Regions from separate parts of the Homo sapiens genome. Here regions 2 and 3 are each linked to region 1. A link is a contact called in ENCODE Hi-C or POLR2A ChIA-PET data. All regions are on one chromosome and are shown on one strand. The core of a region is the stretch at or near the end of the contact, and the rest is flanking DNA. Distances in the headings are between cores, read along the strand shown.

Region 1 (4,470 bases), core at 938-3,437:
AGAAGAGAAAAAAGAAGAGAAAAGAAGCCGGGTGTGGTGGCTCACGCCTGTAATCCCAGCACTTTGGGAGGCTGAGGCTGGCAGATCACCTGAGGTCGGGAGTTCTAGACCAGCCTGACCAACATGGAGAAAGCCCGTCTCTACTAAAAATACAAAATTAGCCAGGGTGGAGGCTCATGCTTGTAATCCCATCTACTCAGGAGGCTGAGACAGGAGAATCGCTTGAACCTGGGAGGTGGAGGTTGAGGTGAGCTGAGATCGCGCCATTGCACTCCAGCCTGGGTAACAAGAGCGAAACTCCGTCTCAAAAAAAAAAAAAAGAAAGAAAGAAAGAAAAAGAAAAAGAAACAAATCTCTTGCTGGGCAAGAAACACGCTCCAGTCAGGAACCTGCTTCTAAACTTTCAATTTACACAGGAATGATTAATGACTCAATCACCCACAAGCAAATGGAGCTGTGTAATACACACGTCGAAGCAATTATACGGAATGTGTATCTAGAAAGCGTTTTAGTATCTGTAGGAGATATTCTTATTTGTTTGTTTAACATTATACTGTAAGCTTCCCATGATTTCTGTGTAAGAAACTGGGGACAGACGGCCGGGCGCGGTAGCTCACGCCTGTAATCCCAGCACTTTGAGAGGCCGAGACGAGCGAATCAAGAGGTCAGGAGATCGAGACCATCCTGGCTAACACGGTGAAACACCGTCTCTACTAAAAATACAAAAAAAATTAGCCGGGCATGGTGGCGGGCGCCTGTAGTCCCAGCTACTCGGGAAGCTGAGGCAGGAGAATGGCGTGAACCCGGGAGGCGGAGCTTGCAGTGAGCCGAGATAGCGCCACTGCACTCCAGCCTGGGGGACGCAGCGAGACTCCGCCTCAAAAAAAAAAAAAAAGAAAAGAAAAGAAAAAAGAAAAAAAAGAAATTGGGGTCAGACGGGATAGCAGGAGAGGGGGCAGGGAGGAAGAGGGGGAGAGAAACTGAAGATCTTTTTTTCTATGGAGTAAGAGGTCTTCCTCATAGGAAAAAGTCTACGTGGAATTTTTAACAGACCACTTCAAATTATCCAAGTCAATATCTGACTCGGGACCTCAGGTCCACACCATCAAACACTGCCCTGTTACGGAAACTCGATACATGTCGGCTTGCATGAATGAACCCATACATTTGAATTCCCCCGGGAGCAGTGTCTTGAAATTAGCCAGCAATCAGTACCGGTTGGTTGTCTGATCGTTGGATGTGTAGATGAATAAACGAACGGTTTGTCGTTTTACTTAGACTAGGCTACCGAAAAACATGCAAAAGTCTAAGTTACTTCCGAAGGGAAGTGAGGGGCGCGACCCGGGGAAGGTAGGGACTGCGGATTGCGGAAGGCCGAGCAGCGGGGCTCGGCGGGAGGGCGCCAAGCAGCTCACCTTCACGTGCTCATAGTAGCTCCCGGTGTTCAGCAGCCCGACGCCTCTGAACGCGGAGTCGCACTTCAGTCTGAGCAGCAGGTGGTCCACAACCCCTTTCACCATCCCCGCCGCCGTGGAGATATCATCGCGGCTGAGCTTCAACTTCTCCAAAACCGCCCGGAGCTTCGAGGCCCCAGGCGCCGCATCCCTCCGTACGAGAATGGGGGCCGAGACCGGCAGGCCGGGGCTGGGCACGTCCCAGGGCCCGGGCGGAGGTCTTGGCTTCGTGGAGCAGCGCGCGCCCCTCTGGCGGCAAGAACCAGCCCTGGAAAGAGCCGGCTCCCGAGCCGCAGGAGGCTCCAGCCCCTCTGCCCCAGGGGCGCTGGTGGCGTCAGACGGCTGCGTGTCCTGGGCGCGCTGAGGGGCCTTTTTGGCGCGGGCCCCAGTTGCGCGGACGGGCGGCCTCTCCTGGGTGTCCGGGGCGCTCTTTTTCTGCCGGGATCCCGACTTCCTGGCGGGGCCGAACTTTCCCGCCTTAGGCAGGGCGGCCTCGGGGGCAGCCGGAGACTCGGTGGGATCCATCGGGGCGCCCCTGGCATTCCGTGCGGAAGCCTTGGGGGCAGTGGCTCCGGCCTCGGAAGCTCTCTGCATGGCCTTTCCGTGCCAAGGCTGCATGGCTGGCGCTTTCTGTTCCCCGAAAGAAGAATCCGTTTCAGGAAAAGGCCGCAAGAGGAAGAGCCAGCAGCAGCTGTTGGAAACCAAGCACTACTGGCGGGCACACAAGAGTCTGCGACCCGAAGGGGAACCCCAGGCTGGGAAGTCGCTGGGAGCCACGCCCATGCCGCGAAGAGGCTGGCCGCGGCCTTTCCTGAGGCTACAAAAGTCTCGAAGTTTCTAACTCTCCAGGCAATCCGTGCCCCTGTCTTAAGAAGATGAGGTAGGGCCGGGCGCGGTGGCTCACGCCTGTAACCTCAGCATCCGAGAGGCCGAGGCAGGCGGGTCGCTTGAGCTCAGGAGTTTGAGACCAGCCTGGGCAACCCAGCAAGACCTGGTCTTTCTTATAATTAAATATATGTGTGTGTGTGTGTTGCCTGGGCACACTGACTCACGCCTGTAATCCCAGCAATCTGGGAGACCGAGGTGGGCGGATCACCTGAGGTCAGGAGTTCAAGACCAGCCTGGCCAACAAGGCGAAAGAAACCCCGTCTCTACTAAAAAATACAAATATTAGCTAGGCGTGGTGGCGGGCACCTGTAATCCCAGCTACTCGGGAGGCTGAGGCTGGAGAATCACTTGAACCCGGGAGGCGGAGGTTGCAGTGAGCTGAGACGTGCCACTTCACTCCAGCCTGGGCGACAGAGCGAGACTCTGTCTCAAAAAAGAAAAAGAGGCCAGGCGTGGTGGCTCACGCCTGTAATCTCAGCAGTTTGGGAGGCCGAGGCGGGCGGATCACGAGGCCAAGACATCGAGACCTTCCTGGCCAACATGGTGAAACCCCGTCTCTACTAAAAATACAAAAAATTAGCCGGGCTTGGTGGCGCCTGTAGTCCCATCTACTCGGGAGGCCGAGACAGAGAACTGCTTGAACCCGGGAGGCAGAGGTTGCAGTGAGCCGAGATCGCGCCACTGCACTCCAGCCTGGGCAACAGAAAAAGAGTCCATCACAAAACAAAACAAAACAAAACAAAAACATTGACAGAGAAACTTTTCTCTTTCAAGTGAAAGTTTTTTTAAATTTAATTTTGGTTTGAGTTAGGGGGGCGCAATCTCGGCTCACTGCAACCTCAGCCACCAGGGCTCAAGCGATCCTCCCACCTCAGCATCCTGAGTAGCTGTTACTACAGGTGCGGACACCATGCCCAGCTTTTTCTTTTCTTTTTAATTTTTTTGTATACATGGGGAGGTCTCACTATGTTGCCCAGGCTGGTCTCGAACTCCTAGACTCAAGCGATTCTCCCTCCTCAACCTCCCAAAGTGTTGGGATTGTAGGCATGAGCCACTGTGCCCTGCCACAGAAACTTTTTCTTTTCTTTTTTTTCTTTTTCTTTTCTTTCTTTCTTTCTTTTTTTTTTTTTTTTTTTTTGAGACAGAATTTCGCTCTTGTCACCCAGGCCGAAGTGCAATGGTGCGATCTTGGCTCACTGCAACCTCTGCCTCCTGGGTTCAAGCAATTCTCCTACCTCAGCCTCCCGGGTAGCTGGGATTACAGACGCCCGCCACCACGCCCGGCTAATTTTTCGTATTTTTAGTAGAGACGGGGTTTCGCTATGTTGGCCAGGCTGCTCTCAAACTGCTGACCTCAAGTGATCCACCCGCCTCGGCCTCCCAAAGTGCTGCGATTACAGGCGTGAGCCACGGCGCCTGGCCAGAAACTTTTCCCTTTTTTTTTTTTTTTTTCCTGAGATGGAGTCTCATTCTGTCCCCTAGGCTGGAGTGCAGTGGCACGATCTCGGCTCACTGTAACCTCTGCCTCCCGGATTCAAGCGATTCTCCTGCCTCAGCCTCCGAAGTAGCTGGGACTACAGGTGTGCGCCGCCATGCCCGGCTAATTTTTGTATTTTTAGTAGAAAGGAGTTTCACCATATTGGCCAGGCTGGTCTGGGACTCCTTATCTCGTGATCCACCTGCCTCGGCCTCCCAAACTGTTGGGATTACGGGCATGAGCCTCAGCGCCCGGCCAACTTTTTCAATGTAAATTTAAATAGGGTTTTTTAAAAATCAATAAGAAATAAAATAATAATTTTTAAAAAGAAAAAAATTAATAACAAATGAAAAATACTTTGAAAAAAGAAAAAAATAAGAAAGAGAAAATATTCAACTTTTACAAGATGGAATGAAACAAAGATTGACTGCAATTGGAGTAAATACTTCTATTTGACATTTTTTAAAAAGCACAGAAAATCTTTAAAATGTTGTGTAAAGTTTCTGCCTGGTGCGGTGACTCACGCCTATAATCCCGGCACTTTGGAAGGCGAAGGTGGGTGGATCACTTGAGGTCAGGAGTTCAAGACCAGCCTGTCCAGCATGGTGAAAACCCATCTCTACTAAAAATACAAAAATTAGCCAGGTGTGG
Region 2 (4,147 bases), core at 695-3,194, 160 kb after region 1:
TCTCAATTCCCATATCCCTTTGACTATTCGTCAATCCTAGGCTTGACAAAACCTCAAGTCTTGGCCAGGTGCTGTGGCCCACGCCTGTAATCCTAGCACTTCGGGGGGCTGAGGCGGGAAGATTACTTGAGGCCAGGAGACTGAGACCACCCTGGGCAAGATAGGGAGACCCCATCTCTACAAAATATTTTTTGAAAAATTAACCAGGCATGGTGATGTATGCCTGCAGTCCCAGCGACTCAGGAGGCTGAGCAGGAAGGATTACTTGATCCCAGGAGTTCAAGGCCACAGTGAACTACAGTGGCGTCACTGCACTCTAGCCTGGGTGACAGAGTGCAGCTTATCTTAGAGTATTTATTGAAGAGATAGGAGACTGAGGATTCATAGAAATCAGAAGATTCTGTAGGAGTCCAGGTGTGAAGATTTTGAGGTAGTGAAAAGAGGGTAAGAGTCCATCTGTCTTTTCTCCAAAATAAATTTATATCTATTATTTTTACAAATAAAGTGTATTAAAACTTTTGGGTTAAAATATTTACATAGCTCCCTTATTTACCTTGTCAGCTGGCACAAAATGGTTTTAGAAGTATGTGGCTCAAAGAATATTTCCAGAGAGGTAGCTGTAGAAAGAATTTTGGGCTTAAAAGTAAAAATTTTAGGTTCAAGTTTTGGCTCTATCATTTATTATATTAGCTGTGTGCTGCAAGATAAATCACTTAACTTCTCTTAAGTTTCTTTAGCGTTCAAATAGGGCAAAAATACTTACTTCAAAGGAATGCTTTAAGGGTAAAATGGATAGTGTTTATGAAAGTGATGTGTAAACTATCAAGGGCTACACAAATATATTTGCACATAGGTAATATAGTTAGACAAATCAATTGGGTCTACTCTTTCACATTCATTCATCTGACAAAATGCCTACTACATGCCAAGTGCCATGGAGAGCCCTGAGGACAATAAGGGAGTTTCTGCCTTCACAGAGTTCCTAGTCTAGTTGGGTGAACAGACACAGTAATGAGTTATTGCAATGTTCTAATGAGAGCACTGTGGACAGAGGTGATGATAGTTAAAAGTTTAAATTTAAAAACAACTTCCTGCTTTAATTATTGTGTAAATTAAAATCCTGTTAAGAATTTAAAGTCATTCCTATAGTAGTCAAATCCATAGAGGCAGAAAGTAGAATGTTGGTTGCCAGGGCCTGGGAGGAAGGAGAAATGGGAGATTGTGTTTAACGGGTACAGTTTCTGTTGAGAAGATGAAATTGCTCTAGAGATTGTTGGTGGTGCTAGTTATGAAACAATGTGAATACTTAATGCCACAGAACTGCATACTTAAAATGGTAAGTTTTATATCATATCTATTTTATCAGGTTTTTTTTTTTTTAGATGGAGTCTTGCTCTTGTTGCCCAGGCTGAAGTGCAATGATGCGATCTCAGCTCACTGCAACCTCTGCCTCCTGGGTTCAAGCGATTCTCCTGCCTCAGCCTCCTAAGTAGCTGGGATTACAGGTGCCCGCCATCATGCCTGGCTAATTTTTGTATTTTTAGTAGAGATAGGGCTTCGCCATGTTGGCCAGGCTGGTCTCAAACTCCTGACCTCAGGTTATCTGCCTGCCTTGGCCTCCCAAAGTGCTGGGATTACAGGTGTGAGTCACCGCCTCTGGCCTTTTATCAGGATTTTTAAAAATATAATTTAAAGTCAATCACAGCAAATCTTTATATTAGTACTCACGAAGGAGCAATATCCAGATGGTTGATGCTAAATCCAGAAGAGCAAAAGCCTCCCAGTGTTGTTGATATAGTTAGGAAAGCAACGGCCAAAGAATAATCACAGCCAATGAAGCCAGCAGCTACCAGGAATACTGCAGGTCCAATCATTCCTGGAGTTAAAAAGTTATAAAAGGGAAAAAACACCCAGCATTAATATTTGCTCTACCTTAATATGGTATAAATCTGAAATTTGAAATTGCTGCCACCTACTGTAGAAACACTATATTGCCTGGAAGACTAACAAATTTCATGAGAAAAAAAAAATGCTGGAAAACATGGGCGTAATACAACTAATATACTATAAAAGGAAAATCTCATTATGCAATGTTATTAAATCTACATGTGGCCAAAACTCAGCTAAAATTCCATGGTGTTAGAGAAGAACAAGACAAGAACAACTTAAAAATATGTTTCTAGAGAGAAGCAATAGCTGACACAGAATGTGGTTTAAAATACATATAACCAAAGGAGATAAACTGAATAATAAACTCTGTTGGATGAGGTTAGAATAATACTCCATCTTGCCTGGGTGTGGCAGCTCACACCTGTAATCCCAGCACGTTAGGAGGCTGAGGCGGGAGAATCACTTGAGGCCAGGAGTTTGAGGCCAGCCTGGGCAACACAGCAAGACCCTGTCTCTACGAAATATTAAAAACAAAATTCGCCAGGCATGGTGGTGCACACCTGTAGTCCTGGCTGCTCAGGAGGCTGAGGTGGGAGGATTGCTTGAGCCCAGAAGTTCAAGGTTACAGTGAGCTATGATGGCACCACTGCACTCCAGCCTGGGTTGTCAGAGCAAGACCTTGTTTCTTAAAAAGATTTTTTAAAATCTCTGTCTTCATTCTCTCTCTCTTTTTTTTGAGCTGGAGTCTCACTCTGTCACCCAGGCTGGAGTGCAGTGGCGTGATCTGGGCTCACTGCCACCTCTGCCTCCTAGGTTCAAGTGATTCTCCTGCCTCAGCCTCCTGAATAGCTGGAATTACAGGCCTGGGCCACCATACCCAGCTAATTTTTGTATTTTTAGTAGAGATGGGGTTTCGCCATGTTGGCCAGGCCGTTCTCGAACTCCTGACCTCAAGCGATCCACCCACCTTGCCTCCCAAAGTGCTGGGATTACAGGTGTGAGCCACCATGCCCGGCCTTGGTTTTTTTTTTTTCTGCCCCACCTAATATGCAGGAATCCTCCCTATTATTAACAACTGATAAGAATACACATTGGTCATTACAGGCAGTTAAGCGTAAAATATGAGAAGAGACTTAATGAGTGGGCTGTCAGTTTTTCTGTGTCTACAGCAGTGCTATCCAATAGCTCTCTGTGATGATGGAAATGTTGTATTTGTATATACTGCAACTGAGGAACTTTAAAAAAAGTTCAATTACATTTATTTACTTATTTATTTATTTTCTTGTTTTTTTGAGACAGGGTCTCACTGTCGTCAGGCTGGAGTGCAGTGGTGCGATCATGGCTCACTGCAGCCTTGACTTCCCAGGCTCAAGTGATCCTCTGCCTTGGCTTCCTGAGTAGCTGGGACTACAGGTGCACGCCACCATGTCTGATTTAATTTAATTTCATTACTTTTATTTATTTATTTTGAAATAGGGTCGCATTCTGTTACCCAGGCTGGAGTGCAGTGGCACAATCTGAGCTCACTGCAACCTCTGCCTCCCAGGTGTAAGCAAGTCTTGTGCCTCAGCCTCCTGAGTAGCTGGGATTAAAGGCATGTGCCACCATGCCTGGCTAATTTTTTTTTTTTCACTCTTTTTGCCCAGACTGGAGTGCAGTGGCGAAATCTTGGCTCACTGCAACCTCTGCCTCCCAGGTTCAAGCAATTCTCCTGCCTCGGCCTCCTGAATAGCTGGGACAGCCACACACCACCACGCCAAGCTAATCTTTGTATTAGAGATGGGGTTTCACCATGTTGGCCAGCCTGGTTTTGAGCTCCTGACCTCAAGTATCTGCCTGCCTCCGCCTCTGCCTCCCAAAGTGCTGGGATTACAGGCAACAGCCACCGAGCCCAGCCAGGGTCTTTTTATAATGTAATTACTGAAGTATAGTCACTGAGACTTCCAGGGTCTCTACTGGAGACTTTTAAAAAGTTAAATGATTGTCTTAGACAGTTTTATTTCTACGTACATTTTTTTCTAACTATTTTTAGAGATAGGGTATTGCTCTGTTGCCTAGGTTGGAGTGCAGTGTTGTGATCATAGCTCTCTGCAGCCTCAAACAACTAGGCTCAAGAGATTTTCTCACCTTAGCCTCTGGAGTAGCTGGGACTACAGATACATACCATCATGCCTAACTGATTAGATAGTTTTAAAAGTTACCTTTCTAGGCCAGGCACAGTGGCTCACGCCTGTAATTCCAGCACTTTGAAAGGCTG
Region 3 (4,174 bases), core at 615-3,114, 190 kb before region 1:
ACTTGAGAGGCTGAGGCACGAGAATGGCTTGAACCCAGAAGGCGGGGATTGCAGTGAGCTAAGATCACGCCACTGCCTGGTGACAGAGCTAGACTCTGTCTCAAAAAATAAATAAATAAATAAAATTTTTTTTAAAAAAATAAGCATAGACTCTAGGACCAGGCACAGTGGCTCACACCTGTAATCCCAACACTTTGGGAGGTCGAGGCGGGCGGACCCCTTGAGCCCAGGAATTTGAGACCCGCCTGGGCAATATGGTGAAACCCTGTCACTATAAAAAAAATACCAAAAAAAAAAATAGGCTGGGAGTGGTGGCTCACGCCTGTAATCCCAGCACTTTGGGAGGCCAAGGCGGGTGGATCATGAGGTCAGGAGTTTGAAACCAGCCTGGCCAAGGTGGTGAAACCCCGTCTCTGCTAAAAATACAAAAATTAGCTGGGCATGGTGGCAGGCACCTGTAATCCCAGCTACTCGGGAGGCTGAGGCAGGAGAATCACTTGAACCCGGGAGATAGAGGTTGCAGTGAGCCAAGATCGCACCACTGCACTCCAGCCTGGGTGACAGAGCAAGACTCCATCTCAAAAAAAAAAAAAAAAGCCTAGCTGGGCAAGGTGGTATGTGCCTGCGGTCTCAGCTACTCAGGAGGCTGAGGTGAGAGAATTCATTGAGCCCGGCAGGTTGGAGCTGCAGTGAGCCATGATGGTGCCACAGCCCTCCAGCCTAGGCAGCAGGAAAGAGGCCCTTCTCAAAAAAAAAAAAGCATAGACTCTAGGGCCAAATTGATGTGCTCAAGCAAAGGTTTTGCCACTTACGGTGTAACCTTGGGCCAGTTGCTTAACCTCTCTTGACCTCACTTGCCTTCTTTGTAAACCAGAGGTGATAATAGTATACCCATTTCATAGGGCTGTGGTGAGAACTAGAGGAGTTAATACATTTAAAGAGCTTAAAAGTGTCTGGTGCATAGCAAGTGCTACGTAAATGTTAAACCTTTCCTGCCCTTTTCCTCTGCTCCTCCTTTCCCTTGTTTCCTGTTACAGCATTCCTTCTTTTTTTCTTACTATTTCCTCACTATGCCTTTGCTTGAATACTAAAAAGAAACTACTGGTCCAACAGCAGGCAACACCTCATGCGATTACTTTAAATGACTTCAAAATAATACAAACATATCCAGCACAATAGTTTACATTTTAAAGGTGTTACACCCATTTTGTTTTGAGATGTGTCAACAAAACCCGTGTTTCTTTTCTTTCTATAAGTTTAAAATGTCCCCAAATCAATTAACAATAGAGGAAAGTCACACGATCTGTTTTAATTTTTCTCTTTATACTGCTATCTCCTGTTTCCCCTGTTTTTACACTTCTTTGCAGCTCACTTTCCTTATCTGTAAGATATTCTTAGGATGAACTTAGTAAGAAATGTGCAAGATCTAGATGAAGACCCACCAGATAGGATGCTCTCTTGCAGACACGCAACTCACTGACTCAACCAATGAGGAAATTATCCCACAAAGCAGATAATCCTAATGGAGGGCAGAATTCAGGACTGAGCATCTCAGTGATGCCGCCGGGAACCCAGGCTTCTCTGTCCCTTCACCGGACTAACCGAGTTCGAGACCACAGGGGGGTCAGGTAGCCAAGGCTGGGCTTTGACGGTAGGAATGAAGGAGGTGAGGGTGGCGCGCCGCAGGCCTGGGCCACTCCCTGAGTAGGGCGGCGGCGGCGGCGGCGGCGGCGGCGGCAGCGGCGGCAGCGGCTGCAGGCCTGGCCGATTGTGAGGAGACAGCGGTACCTCCTGGGCCGCGCACCCGACCCTTCCAGGGGTCCCGGCTCGCGCCGCGGCCGCGCGAGGCGCGCTCGAGCGGAAGTGGCGGCGACCCCGCCGGAAGCGCGCGGCTGCGGCGCGGGAAGCAACCCAGAGCCCTCCTCCCGCCTGCTCTGTGTAGGAGACAGCCTGCGGAGCCCACTGCCGGCGCGCAGAGAGCCCAGCAGCTCTTGAGTCCAGGAAGCAAGGGTGGGAGGAGGGACGAGCCAGTGGCAATGACCCAGACCCGGACGACCCCCATTGCTGAGCCAGCGGAGCTGCTTGGTGAGTGGCCTCCAGGCGGCATCTCTTGCTCTCAGCCCGGAGGGGGTTTTGGGGACCCAGGCTGTGGGGCTGCCTCTTCCCATGCCTTCAGTTCACCCCGATATGGGGTGAAAAACCCTAGAGACCCTCGGGTGTCGGTCCACCAAGGGAGGTCCAGACTCCCCAGGAATGTTGCCTGGGGAGGGGTGTCGCGGTGGGGGGGGGGGTGACCCAGGCCCACCCTCTGCAGGGCACTTAAAATGCTCCACATCCCCAGTGGATGCCTCCTGTCACGCATCACACCGTGGTGTATTTGAGATCCCATCTGCCACTTGGGCTGGAGGGAAATGAATGTTTTTGGGTTTCTTGTCATTGCTTCCTGCGGATTCCATTTTACTCCTGTTCGTTTATGGCCTCAAACATGAATTTGAAGAATTTTGCCCTCCCTGGCAGTATTGGGAAGAAGATTCTTTTGTTCAAGTCCGTTTGGACAATTAGATGGGAGTATTAACAAAAGGTCGGGCTGGGCACAGTGGCTCACACCTGTAATCCCAACACTTTGGGAGGCCAAAGAGCAAGGATCGCTTGAGCCCAGGAGTTCGAAACCAGCTGGGGCAACAGAGGGAGAACTTGTCTCTACAAAAAATTTAAAAATCAGCTGGGCATGGTGGTGCACGCCTGTAGCCCAAGCTATATGGGAAGCTGAGGTGGGAGGATTGCTTGAGCCCGAGAGTTTGAGGCTGCTGTGAGCTGAGATCACGCCACTGCATTCCAGCCTGGGCAACAAAGCAAGACCCTGTCTGAGGTCAACTCTGCCCCCAGGAAGGTATGGGACCTTGCAATCTTATCTAGGTTGCGTCTTTTTCATTGAAATCACGAAATCATTAAGGTAAGTAGGGAAGGGTCAAGATAGCTAAGATGAGTGAGGGGACACAGACACCAATAAAAGTTCTAACTTTGAGGACTCCTCCAGTATTCTTTTCATCCTAAAGCTTCTGGCCTATCAGCTAGTTCAGACACAGCCTAGGAGTCTCAAGCCAGTACAGGAACAAGGAGGCAGGTTGCCCTCTTGGGGCAAAGCTGTGGCCCCACCCTTGATGAAGAACGCCTGTAGGAACCCAGGACCTGTGAGCAGGTAGAGTCCTGAAGGTTTAAGATTCTGTGGAGCAGGTATGTGCAGTGCCAGTGCGCAACCAGCAACTGATGGACAGGAATAGGTAGAGCTGCTCTGAGTGCATTCCTTTGGCAAGCCTGGGCCAGAGGCACACAGGAAGGAATTAGTCATGTGGTATCATAGGCCAGGTGTGGAAGCAAATGAGCCAGAGTGGAACCAGGACCAGCCAGGGCCAAGGCAGGGAGAAGAGTTCCTCTAGCTGACATTGACAGGAAAGCAGAGTCAAAAACCTGGAATGGTTTGCTTCAAAGACTGGATGCTGCCTAATGACCTCGAAGGCCAGTGATACCTGGACTCTTGAGTGAGCAAGGCAGATTTTGGAATGAGCACACAACTTCAAGTAAGCCCGGAGATGATTACCTGTAGTTTCTGCTGCTCTTAGAGGCAGAATCATCTGAGAACTGATTGAGGAGTGCATGTATACCCCAGAGACTAGTGCACTCTAGGATAAAAGGAGTCATTCAGCCCTTACTTTTGGTTGGATGCAGGGTGTAGTTTCAATAAAATGTCACAGAACAAATTTCTAAGACCTTTAGGTTGAGTGAGTGTTAGAGTTTGTCTAGTAGTATATTTCTCATCAGTTACCTATTTAGCTGTTCTGCATAGGCCTTTGAGATAAGGAAATAAGTAAGATAAATTCTCCCCAGAAACCGCAAAACAATTATAATGTTGAGAGAAGAATGAAGTAGTAACTCTGTCTGTACTGAAGAAGGAATTCGGTGTACAGAAAAGAGGTCACTGCCTGAGGTCGGGAGTTTAAGATCAGCCTGGCCAACATGGTGAAACCCCATCTCTACAAAAATACAGAAATTAGTCGGGCATGATGGTGGGTGCCTGTAATCCCAGCTACTCGGGAGGCTGAGGCAGGAGAATTGCTAGAACCTGGGAGGTGGAAGTTGCAGTGAGCCAAGACTGTGCCATTGCACTCTGGCCTGG

What was found. A loop is a pair of places that touch in the nucleus more often than their neighbours do. ChIA-PET counts read pairs that join two places held with the same protein, here RNA polymerase II (POLR2A). Pooled maps may share reads with other maps.
Region 2: a map of GM12878 shows a loop between it and region 1 (2.7-fold over the local background). The contact joins the enhancer-like site here to the promoter of CGAS in region 1. A Hi-C loop is called at or near these places in 6 of 168 maps with a recorded cell type or tissue (Calu3, GM12878, MCF 10A and 3 more), 8 of 37 single-sample maps with no recorded cell type and 19 of 50 pooled maps. POLR2A ChIA-PET finds 5 or more read pairs at or near these places in 21 of 52 experiments (A673, B cell, CD4-positive, alpha-beta memory T cell and 16 more).
Region 3: a map of naive thymus-derived CD4-positive, alpha-beta T cell shows a loop between it and region 1 (4-fold over the local background). The contact joins the promoter of KHDC1 here to the promoter of CGAS in region 1. A Hi-C loop is called at or near these places in 3 of 168 maps with a recorded cell type or tissue (CD4-positive, alpha-beta memory T cell and naive thymus-derived CD4-positive, alpha-beta T cell) and 9 of 50 pooled maps. POLR2A ChIA-PET finds 5 or more read pairs at or near these places in 5 of 52 experiments (AG04450, CD8-positive, alpha-beta memory T cell, H1 and 2 more).

Annotation. Positions count from the first base shown.
Region 1 is chr6:73,450,110-73,454,579 of GRCh38, forward strand. It overlaps CGAS (cyclic GMP-AMP synthase), which reads right to left and starts at 2,188. Exons shown (of 5, transcript NM_138441.3): 1 at 1,416-2,188. The coding sequence starts at 2,072. RefSeq lists a silencer at 1,610-1,819 and an enhancer at 1,990-2,469.
Region 2 is chr6:73,608,672-73,612,818 of GRCh38, forward strand. SLC17A5 (solute carrier family 17 member 5) reads right to left here. Exons shown (of 11, transcript NM_012434.5): 9 at 1,729-1,876. Among named protein-coding and RNA genes, the nearest start is that of SLC17A5, 43 kb to the right of the region's middle. RefSeq lists enhancers at 790-959, 2,721-2,890. Within about 2 kb of position 1,945, at least 2 of the 41 ENCODE cell types and tissues checked have a DNase peak (open chromatin) inside an H3K27ac peak, as active enhancers do; they include Panc1, where a contact is called at or near this core.
Region 3 is chr6:73,261,332-73,265,505 of GRCh38, forward strand. KHDC1 (KH domain containing 1) reads right to left here and starts at 1,865. Exons shown (of 4, transcript NM_030568.5): 1 at 1,443-1,865. The region is part of intron 2 of LOC122539213 (KHDC1-KHDC1L); the gene reads right to left. It also overlaps the pseudogene KHDC1-AS1. RefSeq lists a silencer at 1,709-1,978.